2 separate regions of the Homo sapiens genome follow, and region 1 is linked to region 2. The links are chromatin loops, found by intact Hi-C in ENCODE. Cell type or tissue: endothelial cell of umbilical vein. All regions are shown on one strand. Links, peaks and the distances in the headings refer to the core of each region. The heading gives the core; the rest is flanking DNA.

Evidence for each region. Hi-C counts contacts between places; a loop is a spot of excess contacts. Peaks named below come from ENCODE experiments on the same cell type or tissue, not always from the same donor. Only the 100,000 strongest peaks of a DNase experiment are listed, where the experiment ranks them.
Region 1: a loop joins it to region 2, with 6 times the contacts of the local background. A loop is called at or near these places in 4 of 110 quality-filtered maps.

What each region holds. Positions count from the first base shown.
Region 1 is chr2:191,922,728-191,931,075 of GRCh38, reverse strand. The region is part of intron 1 of CAVIN2-AS1 (CAVIN2 and TMEFF2 antisense RNA 1); the gene reads right to left. Among named protein-coding and RNA genes, the nearest start is that of CAVIN2, 80 kb to the right of the region's middle. In endothelial cell of umbilical vein, for the core only: no CTCF peak of the experiment used is centred there; DNase peaks (open chromatin) are centred at 805, 1,585, 2,865 and 3,485; H3K27ac peaks cover 3,853 bases.
Region 2 is chr2:191,854,558-191,862,905 of GRCh38, reverse strand. All of the region lies in intron 1 of CAVIN2-AS1 (CAVIN2 and TMEFF2 antisense RNA 1), which reads right to left. Among named protein-coding and RNA genes, the nearest start is that of CAVIN2, 12 kb to the right of the region's middle. In endothelial cell of umbilical vein, for the core only: no CTCF peak of the experiment used is centred there; DNase peaks (open chromatin) are centred at 5,275, 6,245 and 7,755; H3K27ac peaks cover 3,832 bases.

The sequences.
Region 1 (8,348 bases), core at 268-8,267, 68 kb before region 2:
ATAAAAATATAAAAATTAGCCAGGCATGGTGGCGCGCACCCGTAATCCCAGCTACTCAGGAAGCTAAGGCAGAAGAATCGCTTGAACCCAGGAGGTGGAGGTTGCAGTGAGCCGAGATCGTGCCACTGCACTCTAGCCTGGGAGACAGAGCAAGACTGTCAAAAAAAAAAAAAAAAAAGCCAAGGGCTTCACACCAAGTAAATAGGCCATTAGAAGTATGAATGCTTGTTCCACCAGAGACTCCACAAAATGGATGAGAAGCTATATAGTCAGTAAGTCAAAGTCTAAGAGAATTGAAGCAAGACAAAGAAATAAAACCCTCTACACTGGTCAGCTGCTAGAGCCCAGGAATCGGTATAAAATAAAGGGATCTTGTGGTCTTTCTGCTGATCCTGGCAATGTTTCCCAACTGAAGTGTCCATATCACTGACTTCATAACCATCCAGAGCATGAGTTAAATTTCAGATTCATTTGATCAAGTATACTGAATGAAACTCTCCAAGGGTGGGGCTGAACTCCCACAGTTGCTTCTATGTTCATCCACTAAAGCTGGAGGCCCACTATGTAAGGAGCTCTTCCAATATGCTTTATTCAACTTTCCTCCTCCTCCCTCCTATCTCATTTAATGCAAGCAGATGTTAGCGTCTTTATCTCAGGACTCTTGTTTATTTCCTTTGAAAAGTCATATTGGATCTAGCAGAGTGGAGGGTCAGAAGGGCATATAGATTGTTCACTAAAAGTTTTGTGTAGACCAAAAGTTACAGGACAAAACATTACAGGCTAATAGTGTTATCATGTCAAAAGGGAACACGTACTTGAGACAATTCCAAAGAATATCATTTTCTCACTAGTGTAACGAGGTATTACCATATTGGTCTCTCAGATTAATGTAGCAACTTTTCCCTAATGAGCTCTAAGCTGTTCCATTAGAATAGCTATAAAAGTAAGACAAAACAAAATAAATATTGAGTCACCCAAAGTGGGTATTTTTTTTTCCTGAGAGAGAATTGCACTCCATCACCCAGGCTGGAGTGCAGTGGCCTGATCTCAACTCACTGCAACCTCTGCCTGGCTGTTCTCGAACTCCTGGCCTCAAGTGATCCGCCTACCTCAGCCTCCCAAGTGCTGGGATTACAGGCAGGAGCCACTGTGCCTGGCCGGTATTACCAATTGGAAAGGGGAGAAATAAACTCCAGTTGTCCCAATCCTCAGTAGAATATTGCTATATCTATCTATTCAACATCAAGTGTGGGTAATGGGATAAAGCACTCAATGGAATCCCCAATATTGCATTCTGTAATTTGAATGGCAAATGGGATCTGCAGTAATGCAGATAACAAAATAATATTTACTATCTGTGTACATAGCTCATCTATTAGAGAAAAGCAACAAATAAATACACACATGCAAAAAAATGATGTGAAAGAAGGTAGAGATCTAGTAACTGCAGTTTTCTCAAAAATTGCTTTGTAGAGTGATGATAAAATTCCCAAACCACATGCACTGAGTTCCCAACTTATGTACACACAGCCCCTAGCAGGAAGAGCAGCCAAGTCACATGCTATAACTGAAGCTAAGGACAATCACCGGAAAACACCATTAACCCCTACTTTCCTTTCTTTTACACCCACCCCCACGTCTGGCTTTTGAGTTTTGCGCAGAGTAAACAAGACTATACTCGTACATTCCACCAATGAAGAATTTTATTTTATACTTGTTCAAAATCATGGAGGGCTGTAAGGACTTTCCAATTAAAGCAACCTTGTAAAGTCTTACAATTCTGTCATTCTTTAAGGAGTTCCTATTAAGTCTTAAATGCTTCAGAGATTAAAAGGGTATATTAATGTTATCGGGGACTTGAGATAAAATGCCGTGCCTTGCAGGGTATCTTTGCAGTTAATGAAAACATTTTCATCATATTCTAAGTCTATTATGCCAGATCTTCATTTCATAAGTTGTAAGATAATCTTATTTTAATTAGAGGAGATATACCAAGTACATTAGAGTAATACAGTTAAATATATTCATCAACTTTGTTCTTGTCAGGTAAAATGCCTCCTTCAGAGTTTGTTACTCTGATGGGCTATCACAGATGTAAGTAAAATGGTGTGTGGGTGTGTGTGTGTGTGTGTGTGTGTGAATTCTGAATGATTTCTGTAGAATTCATGAATAAAAGACTGTTTTCTGAGGAGGACCCTATATAACCCTCTCAAAGGCTACACTGTCCAATATGATAGACACTTTCAAATGTGGCTACTAAGTACTTGACATATGGCTGGTTCTAATTGAAATGTGCTGTAAATAGAAAGTACACACTGGATTTCAAAGATTTAGTATAAAACATATAAAAATCGTATTAATAATGTATATATTGATTACATGTTAAGATCATTACATTTTAACTACTGGGGTTAAATAAAATATATCATTGAAAATTTCACCTGTTGCTTTTTACTTTTCAGAATATGGTAACCAGAAAATTTTAAGTTGGGCATGTAATGCACAATACATTTCTCTTAGACTCTGATGCTCTATATCATCTAACCAACATGTAAGATCAAACCTTAATTATCTGTGGCATATTATCCATGTTGTAAGTAATAAACCAAATGATAAAATGATGAATCTCGAGTTGGCTCTTCCTAAATTTTGAACAAGTTACCACTCACTTCTCCCCCTTGTCCAGTCAGTTAAATGCAAGTATGGAAACGCTAGCCTTAACAACTGCCCACAAGGCTGGTCTGTGGCTACAGAAGGAAGTTGGATAGCACCTCCCAAAACTAGACATGGATCCTATGATTCTCAGGAGTGGATTGTGAAATAAAGCCAGAAGTAGCTTGTGGGAGAACCACTCATTAACAGCAATTACACTTATGAGCCAGACATTCAAGTGGGACAGGGAAAGCCTCAAGTTCCATTTCCATCTTGTGATTTTGCAATTCGTGAAAGGGAAAGGAAGAGAAAAGTACACATATGGGTAGGAAACGTTTTCAAAATAAACAAGTACCCCATAGAGACCACATTAAAACACCTCATTGGGAGACCAGGAGAAATGTGAGCTACAATCAGAACAGAGAGCTCTTCAACAAGAGCCTCAAATGCCAAGTTGGTAACACGAAAAGGCCATACAAATATTTTTAAATGTAAAACTTGCTACTCTCAAAGAAAAGGAATGTAGAGCAGGTCAGAAGCAAACTAAAAACAAATGGTCCATGAAGAAATCAATAGAGCACCTCACAGGGGAGTCCAAAGCAAAAATGCAAACCCCTTTAAGTATAACAAAGTCAGGAAGCCAGCTAGAAAATGCAAAGGCCATTCAGGGATGAAAAGGTGATAGCAGGAAGGATCGATGAATTGTTTGCTTCAGTCTTTACTGAAGAAGACTTTAGAAAAGAGTCTCACTTGCATCTTGCTTTAAAGCCGTCAGGTCAGAGGAATTGGAACAAACAGTGGAAAACAGGACTTTCCCAGACCCAAGTGGCAAACGAAATGTAAATAAATCACCAGGCCCAGATGGCATTCACCCAAGACTGCTAAAGGAACTCAAGGGTAAAATATGGAACCGGTGGCCAAAATGTGTGACCTGTTGTTAATAACCACTACTATGTGAGAAGAATGGCAGCTTGCCAGTGTGACTCACACCCATAAGAAGGACTCCAGAGGAGATTCTGGAAACAAAAGGCTCTCAATCTGATTTCTAATCTTGATATGATAATGGCATCTCCATAAAAGTTACAGATGCAATATCCATGAGAGTTACGGTTTATATATTGAGGAGTCTTGGCTAATAACCTTTGAGAGACAATTTAGATGACTTGGACCAGATACTAAGAAGTTATGGAAATTCTGTTGAATTTCTTAAAGAGTACTTTTCTGTTATCAGATAGATGTATGTATGGATGAAATTATATGGTATTCAGGATTCACCTTAAAATATTCCTAGAAAAAAGAACTGAGGGAAAAGGATAGATATAACAACAACAAAAAAGAAAGCAACATGTTGCTAAGATGGGTACACAGTAGTTTATAACCTTTTCTCTCCACTTTTGTGTGTTTGAAAACCTCCATAATAAAGCTAAAAATTAATCAAGAAGGGAATATAGAAATAAGCATATGTCCAAAGGGAAACCACTGAGTGCTATTTATTTAGACTTTCGAAACATTTTGACAAAGTTTCACACCAACATTTTACACACACACACACACACACACACACAGTGGGTTTCAAGTTTGTAGGTGATATGAAACTCACTTCAGTAGTGAACTGTCTGAGCTTACAGGGAAAATAAAATACAAACAACTACAACATCAACACTTCCAACACTGCCTAAGTAGAAAGAAAACTGGTGTATGATCTTTAACATGTGCCATTGTTAAAGGATTAACCTTAGAGAACAGTGATATAGACATATATGTGTAAGATATGAGATCTTATCAATTACTAAAAGTCTAAACCAATGTTTAGAAAGAACTAGAAACAATTTTTCCTAAAATCAGCTTACTTTGCTTCTGTAGTTAAGGAGAAACACAATGCTGGGCACCCCTAGGAAAGGGTTTTGGAAATAAAACATTTTTAAAATTAGATATGTCTGAGGCAGCAAAGTATCTGCTTTTCCTGGATGAATTCACATCTCAATGACAGTACAACTAAACTGAATGAAGTATAGAGAGCAGCATGTAGAATCATTAGAGAGGTTGACTAGACTCTGTATCAAGATAGACTCAAACAATTAAAACTTCTAAGCTGAGAAACACAAAGCTTAGGTGATATATTAAGATCAATATTTATTGAGTAAAAAAAGCATACAAAATGACTGAATGTGGCTTCATTTACCAGTTCCTAGAACTAAGGACTTCTTGAAATGTTACCTCTTTAGTTCTCAAACTAAATTAATAAAACACTATACGGTGTGAGTAAACTTTAAAAAGATGTTACCCCCAAGAAAGTGTTGCAACTAAAAGTACAAAGGCATGGAAAGTAAAGTTTCCATACATTTATGTCCAAGTTATTAAAGATCACTGGTAGATACTTAGAATAACAAATCCACTTTTTTGTAGAGAAGAAACTAATAAGATCAAAAATACTACAATATTTCTTGGTACCCCTCAGAGTTGGAATAGTAAGCTACATGGACAACTCTAGTGTACACGTATTGGATTAGCTTCATCTTTGATATATTGGTGTCACTTTTCTCCTTCACTATAATTGAACATTAACTATGACACCAAACTTTTAGTTGCATAGTTCAGTATCACAAACCATAACTTTACTATGAAGAGACAATCAACTACAACTCATGTAACAAAAAGTGTCCATTAAAAGTTCCAAATATTTGTTTTGTTATATTATTTGTATACAAAGAGTTTAACTCATCATTGACTAGAAAATTAGCATTAATAAATTATTTTCTTTAGTTTTTCCCTAAGAACAATTAGCAATAATTTTATGAACATTAGTTGGCTAAATCCTTTACTCATCCTAAAAGATGATATTTCAATAAGATATTATTATTTTAATGTGTTATTCACAGTATTGACTTCTTTTTTTTTTTTTTTTTTAAAGTTGAGTCTTGCTCAGTTGCCCAGGCTGGAGTACAGTGGTGCGATCTCAGCTCACTGCAACCTCCCCCTCCTCCGTTCAAGTGATTCTCCTGCCTCACTCAGTCTCTCAAGTAGCTGGGATTACAGGCGTGTGCCACCATGCCCGGCTAATTTTTGGATTTTTGGTAGAGGCAGGGTTTCACCACGTTGGCCAGGCTAGTCACAAACTCCTGACTCAGGTGATTTGCCTGTCTCGGCCCCACAAAGTGCTGGGATTACAGGCGTGAACTACCCACACCTGGCCATCACAGCACTGACTTCTAAATCCCAAGAAATTAAGTGTGAAATAGGTAACTCATTTCATCAAATAACCAAGAACAGTTATTTTATACTCAGGGAAGCTAGTGTAAATAAACATTAGATGACAACAGGAATGTTGGCCTTCAAAATATCTGCTTATTTTACCTAGCTTTAAAATTATCACAGTATTTTCCAATTATCATAATCTATACGAAAAATATCATCTAATCGTCATACTCCAAGAGAAATATTTTCATGCGATATATCTGGAAAGACAGCATAATTTTCTAATCTCTCTCAGTATTGCTTCTTTGCAGGTTCATTTTATTTTAGACAGCTGAAACTTTTATTAGTGAATTTATAAGTTATAAAACCAAATGTGAGATTAAAGTCAAACTTTAATTTGTCCCAGTTGTCTTTCTCTGCAGATTGTAGTAAAAGTTTTATGTCTCATCCACAATAGGTAAAGGGAGCCTGGTGCTCCGTTCAGCCACACACTTGTCCAACTTGGTACAGTGTCCCTGACCCAGCTTCTGACTCAATCTCTACACTCGCTTGCCCATCTTAGGTAAATAGCAAAAATACAAAAGCCTCATCATTATGACCAGTATTAACCTTTGCTAAATAATAACCTTTGCCTGTGTACTGTTCTAAGAAGAAAATTATTTAGTTAAAATGACTATTATAACTAGAAATGTAATAGTGGTGATTCTGGTTAGTAGTTTTATTGGTAATTTTATTTCCTTCTTTACATTTTTTATTTTTCAATTTTTCTAATATAGATAAATTGATTTATAATCAGGAAAATCACGAAGAGGATTTTAAAATACATGCCACAATTTTCCATTAATCTGGAAGCAATATTTATAGTCAAAAATATCTCACTGGCAAAGAAGTTTTCAAGTCTGGTGTCTTATAAAATCTGATTTTCTCTAAAATAGAAATTACACTTGTTTTCTATCCATGAGGAAGTTGCGAATCAAAATCTTTAACAAGAAGAACAGACTAAAAAGATGTATGGGGATCCATTTTAATTTTTGATGAACATATAACATCACTACCTACTATATCTTATGTCTGGGTAGACAGAGTTAGAGAAGGGCTCAATTATCACAGCACACATAGGATACCACTATTTCCGTGTCCAAGTGATTCTGATGTATTCTGAATCATGAGACGGGGCTTGACGTTTGAGAGTAAAATGCCTCAGAATCTCAAAGAGGACTTTGAGAATTCTCAGGGTCCACATACAAATACACACACACACACACACACACACTACATATATATATCCAAGCAAACTAGGTGGGAATTTCACTTTACCTCATTCACCTAAGGAATCTCAATCAGTTGTTCCCTAAATAGCAAAGTACAGACTCAGCAAAAGGACCCAAGAATTATTCACAAATTGTTTATGGCTGAGTGAGCTTACAGAATGCTGGTATATGCTGAGCACACAGCTATTTGTCATAAAGCCATCAATCAAATTCAGTTGATAATAGAAATCCCTAAATAAATGAATTACAGAAATCAATGAGTCTGCTATTCTTACAGAGTTTAAAATCACTGAAAAATTTACCATGGATTTAGGAGGCAATTAAATAGTGGGGCATCAATATTCCCTTATTCATTTCACAGCTCATTCAGCCCTAACTGCTTTGTTTATCAAAGACCCAAGGAGACCGCTAAAGGCAGACTCTACTGGGGTCACCTCAAGATAAAGAGAATGAAGGCAAAGGTCAAATCAAGTTACCTCATCTATGAGCTCCTAATTCTAAAATAAAGTGAAGTTCCTTGGGGCCCATCCAATCATACCTACCAATACAGACCCAGGTCTCCCTGACCTATTATCTCAATTAGTAGGTCCAGATGGAAAGAAAAAATGAAAGCCCACAGGCAATCAAAAACTCTCACATTCGCTGTTAAGTTTCACTTCACTTTTTCCTTCTCATTACTAAGAGAAACAATGACTTTCTTGAGTCTCATCTTTTCTCTTTGTTCCATTCCAAAGCATAATGATCAACACCTGAAAGTCACAGATGACACTCAGTAGAGAGAAACAAAAGGCACAGATAATTATAAATGCAATAATACACACGGAAGTGAGTTGGTTCAACAAACATGTTGGTATGAAGCCCAGATTGACCAATGTAGTCCAATACTGGGTTGAAGGGAAGCACATGTACTTACCTAACAATAAAGCTAAATTTCTTCATCATGCAGTGTGAAAAGTATTGTGTCCGGAACTGGTGGGTTCTTGGTCTCACTGACTTCAAGAATAAAGCCGCGGACCCTCGCGGTGTTACAGCTCTTAAGGTGGCGCGTCTGGAGTTTGTTCCTTCTGATGTTCGGATGTGTTTGGAGTTTGTTTCTTCTGATGTTGGGATGTGTTCGGAGTTTCTTCCTTCTGGTGGGTTCGTGGTCTCGCTGGCTCAGGAGCGAAGCTGCGGACCTTCGCGGTGAGTGTTACAGCTCTTAAGGCAGCGCGTCTGGAATTGTTCGTTCCT
Region 2 (8,348 bases), core at 314-8,313:
CAATTTACCCATGCTTATTGTTGTCAGTAGCAGAGTCAGAAAGCCCCATGCTGGTCTACACCATACACATGTATAGATTCTATTAGATTGCTACATGGTTTGTTTTGATGGTTTCACAAAAATTCTATAGTGGTGCCATATTTGAAAATGAAAGAAATTAGAAAAATGTTTATTACAGGGTTGTATTTTTTCCCTTCAGACTCAGACCAAAGATTTAAAGCCTGAGTCAAATATTATTTATTCTCCACTGTACTAATTTCAAGGACTAGCATCTTTGGGTCTAACACCAGTCATATTTGGATTGCCAAGCCCTGATGAGCAAGCCAAAATATATGTGGTGGGTCATAGGGAAAAAAATGTTTAGGTACATTGGAATCAACATTAACTGTACTTTAAAAGTGTTAAAAACCAGCTCTGAGACACAGGTTTTCCCAGAGCCAAGATAACATGAAAAAATTTTCATGTACTTGGAGCCACGAGAGAAACGAAGAGCCAAGTTCTGTCATCTGGTGCATATTTCCAAGGGGCCGACTAGAGCCCCTGGGACTGACTCCTCAGACCTTTCCCAGGAAAGTCTTCTAATGTCCCTAACAGAATTCACAAATGGGACCTTGGGAATCACTCGCAATGAGATAACATAGAAACATCTTTGTTTCCAAGTCATCATTTCCTCCAAATGAAGATGGAAGCTAAGCTTTCCAATTGGAAATTTCCACAAATGATGAGAATGTGTATTTAATGATTATGGCTTTATATTTCATTGACCTTATCCCCATTCAATGTATATAAAAATAAAAAAGAAGCTTAAATTCAACCAAATTAACTCTGCTTTTTAGACCTCTTTCATTTTTTAGTAGCTATAGAGTAAATATTATAGGTGAAGATTATGATACTATTCCAACATCCTCTTCAGGGATGTGAACACCGGGAAAGGGGTACAAAAAGCTGTCTCTGTGGAGCCATGGAAAGAGTGTAGACCAGGAGGCAGGAGGGGTGACTCTGGCCCAACCTCCCAGCTCACTGGTTGTATGATGTAAGGCAAGTCATATAATAGTTTTTTGCCTGTTTTATCATCTGTAAAATGAAAGGGCTGAATAATAATGATGGTGACAATAATAATAAAGGTAGCAATAATAATAGACAGGTGGGAGAGCTTGGTAGTGATCATTTAATCCTTTCAACATCCCTGTGATTTAAAATAATTGTCTCCATTGTATCATTGAGAAAACAGGCTCAGATATAGTAATTTCCTTAGCTCAATGGCAAACAGAGGTGAACTTACTGAGAAATTAATAAAGTTTAAGCTTCTGAGGCCCTTATTTGCATAAGCCCCCTTCCAAGACTCTGTACCTAACTTTATATTCTCTATCTTAAAGAGGGTTTCTAAAATTGTCTAAGTCCTAGGCCCCATAAGAATTGGATTTGCCCCTAATGCAAGCAAGAGATGAAGCTGGAATTCAAATGCAAGTGATCCAATGCGAAAGCCTGAAATCCTACTCCCCCTACTGAACCTGCTCCCTTTCAAAGATTCCTTTGTTCCTCATAGCTCTCTAAGCTATCTATTGTGGACTGAACTATGTCCTCTCTAACTTCACATGTTGAAGCCTTAACCCCCAAGGTGACTGTATTTGGAGATTGGGCCTACAAGGATAATAAGGCTGAACAAGGTCCTAATCATTTAACCTTAAGTGGAGTCCTATTCTAAGAGGATTGATGTCCTTATGAGAAAAGGAAGAAAGAGCATAGCTTTCTCCCTGTGTGTGCACCAAGGAAAGGCTGCAAGAGGACAGAGTGAGAAGGAGGCCATCTAAAAGTCAGGAAGAGACCTTCCCTGGAAACAGGATTTGCTGGCACCTTGATCATGGACTTCTAGCCTCCAGAACTGTGAGAAAATAAATATCTGTTTTTAAGCCACCCAGCATGTAGTATTTTGTTATGGCAGCTAGAGTAGCCTAATACACTATCCTATGCCTGCCCCATCCCTGTAGTTTCCTATATCTCAAATAATAGGAGTGCCTACATTTCCTTTACAGGGTCATTCCACAAAGTAGTATCTTAGCTACAGTCAGGAAAACATTTTTCTGAACCTAATTTTGTATTATTTCTCCTAGAAATTAAAATGCCTTCCTTCTCTCTGGTTTTGAGGAAACAGTGGAATATTAAATTTCCAATGACAGACAGCAGAAGTCCAAGTTCTAATATCAATTAATCCTGATTTGCTAATGATAAACCGGGCTTTCATGTGCAAGCCATTCTAGTATCCTCAGGTTTAACAACTTCATCTGCATAAGACCTTTGGTTAGAAATATTAATCAAGACTATACTACAGAAACTTTGCTAATATAATACAAAAAATACTACTTGATTCCTCTTTACACGGTGTAATAGTCACAAGTCCCTCAGTAAGAAAAGTGAATTAAGTGGACAATCCAATCACAAGATTGTTTTGAACTCAATATAGGATGCTAAACATATATCTGAACACAACCAACAGTTTATTTACATTTCTCACTGATTCCTCCGTTCTTATTTATTTAATTGACATTTACTCATTCATTCACTCATTCATGCACAAATATGTGTTTAAATACCTACTGTCATTTAAATGGGCTACAACAGTGGGTAGGCAGAATTATAAGGTGGCCTCCAGGATCCCCACCGCTGGTCTACCTGCCCTGTATAATCCTCACCCCTCGAGTATGGTGACACCTGTGAATATGATGAGATATCACTCCTCTGATTACGTTACATTAAGTAGCAAAGGTGAAGATATTTTGCAGATGTAATTAAGGTCTCTAATCAGTTGACTCTGAGTTAATGACAAGGAGATTATCCTGGGTGTGTTTGGCCTAATTAGGCAAACCCCTAAAAGAGGGTCTAGAGATAGGAGACTCTCCTGCTGGCCTTGAAGAAATAAACTGCCATGTTGTAAGAATGTCTCATGTCTAGACCCTTGGGTAGTCTCCAGGAACTGAGAGCACTCCCCCTCACCCTGGTTTACAGCCAGCAAGAAAAAAAGGATGTTAGTTCTACAGCCACAAGAAGTTGAAATGTGCCAACATCCTGAATGACCTCAAAAGAGGACTCCAAGTCTTAGATGAGACTGCAGCCTAGCCAATACCTTGATATCTGCCTGGTGAAATTTTGAGCTAACCCTAGTGAAACCCAGCAAATCTAACCCTGGACTCCTGACTCACAGAAACTGTGAGACAATAACTGTGCGTTGTTTTAAACTGCTAAGTTTATGGTAATTTGTTACAAATAATAGAAACATAATACAAACCATGAAAAATATAGACAAAGTCCCTGCCTTCCTGGAGCTTTAGATCTAGTGAGTGACACAGGCAAAGAGCAGCTCACAAACAGTATTATTTCAATTACACAGTGGTATGTGAAGAGTATGCAACAGGGTGCTCAGGGAGAGAAAGACTGAGGATGGCACCCCTATAAGGTAGGATGGTCAGGGAAGACTAGCTGAATAATGAGAGGGAAAAAAGCCAGCCATATGAGAATGAATAGGAAGAACTCCAGGCAGAGAAAACAGCAAGGGAGATGCCCTCAGCGGCACTGGCTATATCATTACAAAATTAACTCCAAGAACCACATGGAGACACTGATACATAAGCTCATTTATTCACTGAATGTTTAATTTAATATAAATGTATAACTGCCTAAAAAATATGTTTCAGTAGAGTGGGTCCCATTGGACATTAATCGGTTTAACTGCCGTTAGCGAAAGTTCTAATTATAGTAGCCTTTTAAATTTGGCTTTTCTTCAACCTTTGCCAGGTGGAAATGTGTCTTATAGGACTCACACTTAGCACATAATGGAAATTCAAAAAGACAGTTATTGAATTGAAATGAATGCTGCAACTTTATTTAAAGTTTCATGTTTGTTTGATTCTTTTAGGGTAGAATGTTGTCTCCTGTTAGGAGGACATAAAGATAAACAGCAATTAAATTGTACTCTATCCAAGACCTCTGATGTATAAGTCAAGATCTGAATGATGAAATATACAGCAGAAAGACTATATGAAGTGAATACATGCAAAATGAGGTAGCATAGGTAATTTTGGCTAGCTGACTAGTATTTATTGAGCTGTATGTAATAGGCACTCTGTGGTGTCATCAAATCCACAAAACATTAACACCACAATAGGTATTATTATTAGCACAGTTTTATTTAATAAGAAAAGTGAGGCTTCAAAAGATTAAGTAATTTTCTCAATATTATACAACTAGAATAATAAGCTGGAACTCGAATCTAGGTAACTGACTCTAAATCCCAGCCTGTGAACCACTAGCTGTAAGATGATTGCAATGACGACTAAAATGCACTGAGTTTTTAACCACACGAAAGGCATTAGACCAAGCACATTACATGTAGAACTAATTTAACCCTCAGACCAACCCCATGAAGTAGGTACTCTTAATGTTTCTCATTTTATAACTCATTTTATAGCTAAATCTCAGAGAGGTTAAGAGACTTGCACAAGGTCACTTAACCCTTGTAAGGCTTAGTCCCTTTATCCTAAAATGGGGCCTCAATACATGGACCTTTTCCCAGACAGTCTGGCACCACAGCCCACACTCAACCAGCACATGACACTGCTGCACTGGTATCAAACCTATGATCCAAAATAAAATAATACTTACTCCAAAACATACATAGCATATATTCTGTTCCTCATTACTCTGGTGTCAAGTTTACATAGCTAAACTATGTAACGTACATTTGGACATTTTAACGTCATCATTAATGTAATTCATTTTAGTTGCCTTTTTTCTTTTCCTCTGGACTGTCTAGTTATCTTCCATTGCTTGGCCAGTGGCCAGGGCTGGAGTAAGATGTTCTCTCCCGTCCCTACCCAAATCTCAAATTTGATTAGTAACTAAAATGTTATGCTCTGCAATTGAGGCTAAAAAAAATTAATTAAAATGAGTGCAAATTGCTTGTCTACATTATAACCTATTGTAATAAGTATTTTGTAAAAGTGGGGCTAATAAGACCAGGGGACTTCCTTGTTTTGTAAAAATAAGACCAAAGTGACTTCTAAATCCAAACAAAGTAGAGAATATTTCTCAAACTAAATAAGGTGACAAGGGTGTATCCTAAGGGCGGAATTACAGCTAACATATAGAAAGTTTGTATTTAATCAATTGTATTGTAACCTATCCAGGGCAACAAATGTGCACCAGAAGGGATATGGTCTGTGTGGAATCTAGAAAAGGAGATCCAAAAAGGAAACACCTGTCAGTGTTTATTCAGCTACGTCCTGGGAAGAGAGGACTCTGGGTCTACAACAGTGTTTTTCAAATTGTGGGTTGTGACTCATTAGTAGGTCATGAAATCAAATTATTGGATAGCAACTGACATTTTTAACAAGTAAAATGAAATAGATCAGAGTACACTGAATGAGGTAAGATTAAGTATTGTTTTGTGAAACTTCTGTTTCTATTATAAATATTTACATATTCATGTATGTCTGAGTGTGCATGTACTTTTTGATATGATAATGCATTTCACTCTGTGGATGAATAAATGAAAACCATTGGTAGACAAATCTTATTGAAGTTTTCTAAGCCAGGGGTTCTCAGACTTTGGGATTTCATGAAACCATAAATCAAATCACACTCCAAAAAAGGAAAAATTGGGACCTGATAGGGTCGCCAGTATTCTTATTCTGTAAAGTTAAAAGTAATTTAAAAAAAATTGTACTATAATGTCTTAAAATCAACATTTTGACATCAGTAATAACAATGACATAATCAAAAATAAAGCACATTCTTCTAAATTAAATACATTTAGTTTTATGGTAAGTCCACTGTATTGCCCTTATTTTTTTCATTTCTCTACAGATTCATGAAACCCCCCATGGCAAGGCATAATGTACCCAAAATATGAAAGATCAGTACATATAGTTACCCACAACTCAATAAAACATTTCTCGGGAATATCAATCTTCTTTTATGCCATCTTAGCATTTACTAGGCTTCCAAAATGGCCACTGTGCTTTGTTATACCAATTAGCTCTCTTTTTATTAATTAATACACAGATACTTGGATTCATATATTTCTCTCCTGTGAGTTTCAGTAGAGTGAGTTAATTTTCCCCAAATATTATCTAAGAATGAGCGGATAAGATTACATTTCTGGACCTACATACTGGAGATTTGGGTATTTTAGACCATGTGACTCTGGGAGGCAGAGTCAAAGATCAGCTCACAACAGTTCCTGCCATTATGAATACCAGTGTGATTAGCTCAAAAAGCTGACCCCAGAATTTCACATGGCGTTTCCCATGTTTTGAATGCTCTTCAAGAAAACCACCCGGTATCTCCTTGCTTCTGCCTGCTCCTGCATCCAGACTGCTTCCTCTTTCAGGATTTCTTTTAAACTTTTGTCATCTCGGCTTCTCCTTAATTCTTGCCTGGATCTGACCTTCTTCCTACCTGAACAATAGCTAAGCTTGAACAGACACTGTGAGGAACTCTCCTGACCACTTTGTTTTACTTCCATCTTCCAACTGCTATCAATATATTTGTGTCCAAAAAGAGCCTCCAGAACCTCATCAGTCATGTCCCTTACTATGACATGGTATATGACAGCCTGAAGCAGTTAGCTGGTCTCCCTTTATGATTTGATTTTATCGACAGCTTTTTAGGGATAACAGTGCCAGATCTGATTGTCAACAAGTTGCACCATTTCTAGCACATAAGAACCTGAGTGAGACAGCATTCATTCAGACTCCACTAATTCGTAACGAACTTTTGAAAATTAGAACCATATTGGACTTGAGTTTACCTCTGAACTATTTATATAAAGGGGGTCACTAAACAAATTAGCAGCATGAACAAAATTTAAAGAGCTTGATTAGCCATTTTGTTTCAAACATATTAACACATAAATTATATGCATTCCAAAGGATAGTCCGCATGAATCCAAATTTATCTATTCATTAAAAGAAGATTCCAATAGCACTTAAACTTAGAAATGTTTTTCTAGCAATTAGTTCAACTTACCACATATACTTGAAAATAATATAATTACATTGCATTTTTTGAAAGAAAGATCCTATAATTTAGATAATATTTTTCTCTAATTTAGATCAGGCTCCCTCCCATTTAAACTTAATTAGTTCAATCTTATGTCAGGGATATTTACACTCATTTACTCTACTGACATAACCCTCTCTCTGCCCTGATTCCTTTAAAGGTCAATCCCTGAACTGGAAAAACTCTATCTTCCCACGTTTTCATTTCTCTTACACCCTGCAGAGGAGTGAAATTAGCAGCGAGAGATGGACATGCCTAATCACCATAGTAGATTGTGGCTCTAAGTAGCTGCTGCAATGAACTATATCCGCTAGCTACGGTGTCCAAAATGCAGGCCAAATACATCTTTCCCTGAAGGGCTCTTCCATTATAGGTTAACATTATCTTTCATAATACTTGAAAACTTCGAAATGTATTCATTGCCTCCTTTGTGCTCCTAGAACTTTGGTTTTTTTCTATTGTAATGCTTAACTCTGTCCTTTTCTCTCACTGGCCGCATATTTCATTAACAGTTTCTTTCTCCATGCTTTTAATTTGTATTTTCCCCAACTTCACCCTTATGTCCTATTCAAAGGTCTTAAACTCAGGAAGCAATTAATAACTGTTTGTTGAATTGAATTAGATCATACAGTGAAACCATTCATGTTATAAATAAGGAAAGCCAGTGCCCACAAGGTTGAGTGTTCAATGTCATCCAGTTAGTGTCAGAGCCAAAAATCTAGTTCAGGTCTTTTGATTTCTCAGTCCACTGAAACACTACACTTTGTCAAACTACCTCGACTGTGAGAAGAGGTGAAATCTAGTGACCAAAAAATGCTGTATTGTTTCTGTTTTTAAAGTTGAGAATGCGAGACAATACTAACAAAATTACTCTGCAAAAAAATGTGTTAAAGTGTTCATTAAATTATAAAATAATATCACTGGAAAAGGCCTCCGAAATCAGAGACCAGTTTTACAAATGAGGAAAGTAAGCCCCAAAGACACGAAATTCCTTTCACATTATAATAAATTCCATCATGTTTTGTGTTAATCAGCCCTGATATGATGACTGTGCCTGTGCAACAGCCCATAATTGTTTTAGGAGGAGATACTGAAAATATGTTTTAATGAAGCAGTCAGGTACATGAGGACAGTCAGCCAAACCCTTATTCCCTCTGCTCTTGTCACCTCTGCTTGTTACCTGGATTTCTGGCTCGCTCAATATTTATTTATTTTTTCAACTGGAATAGAGCCATAGCTTCCACTAAGACAATAGTTCTTTGAAGCCAACAAATGTGAGGCCAGAGGGAAAG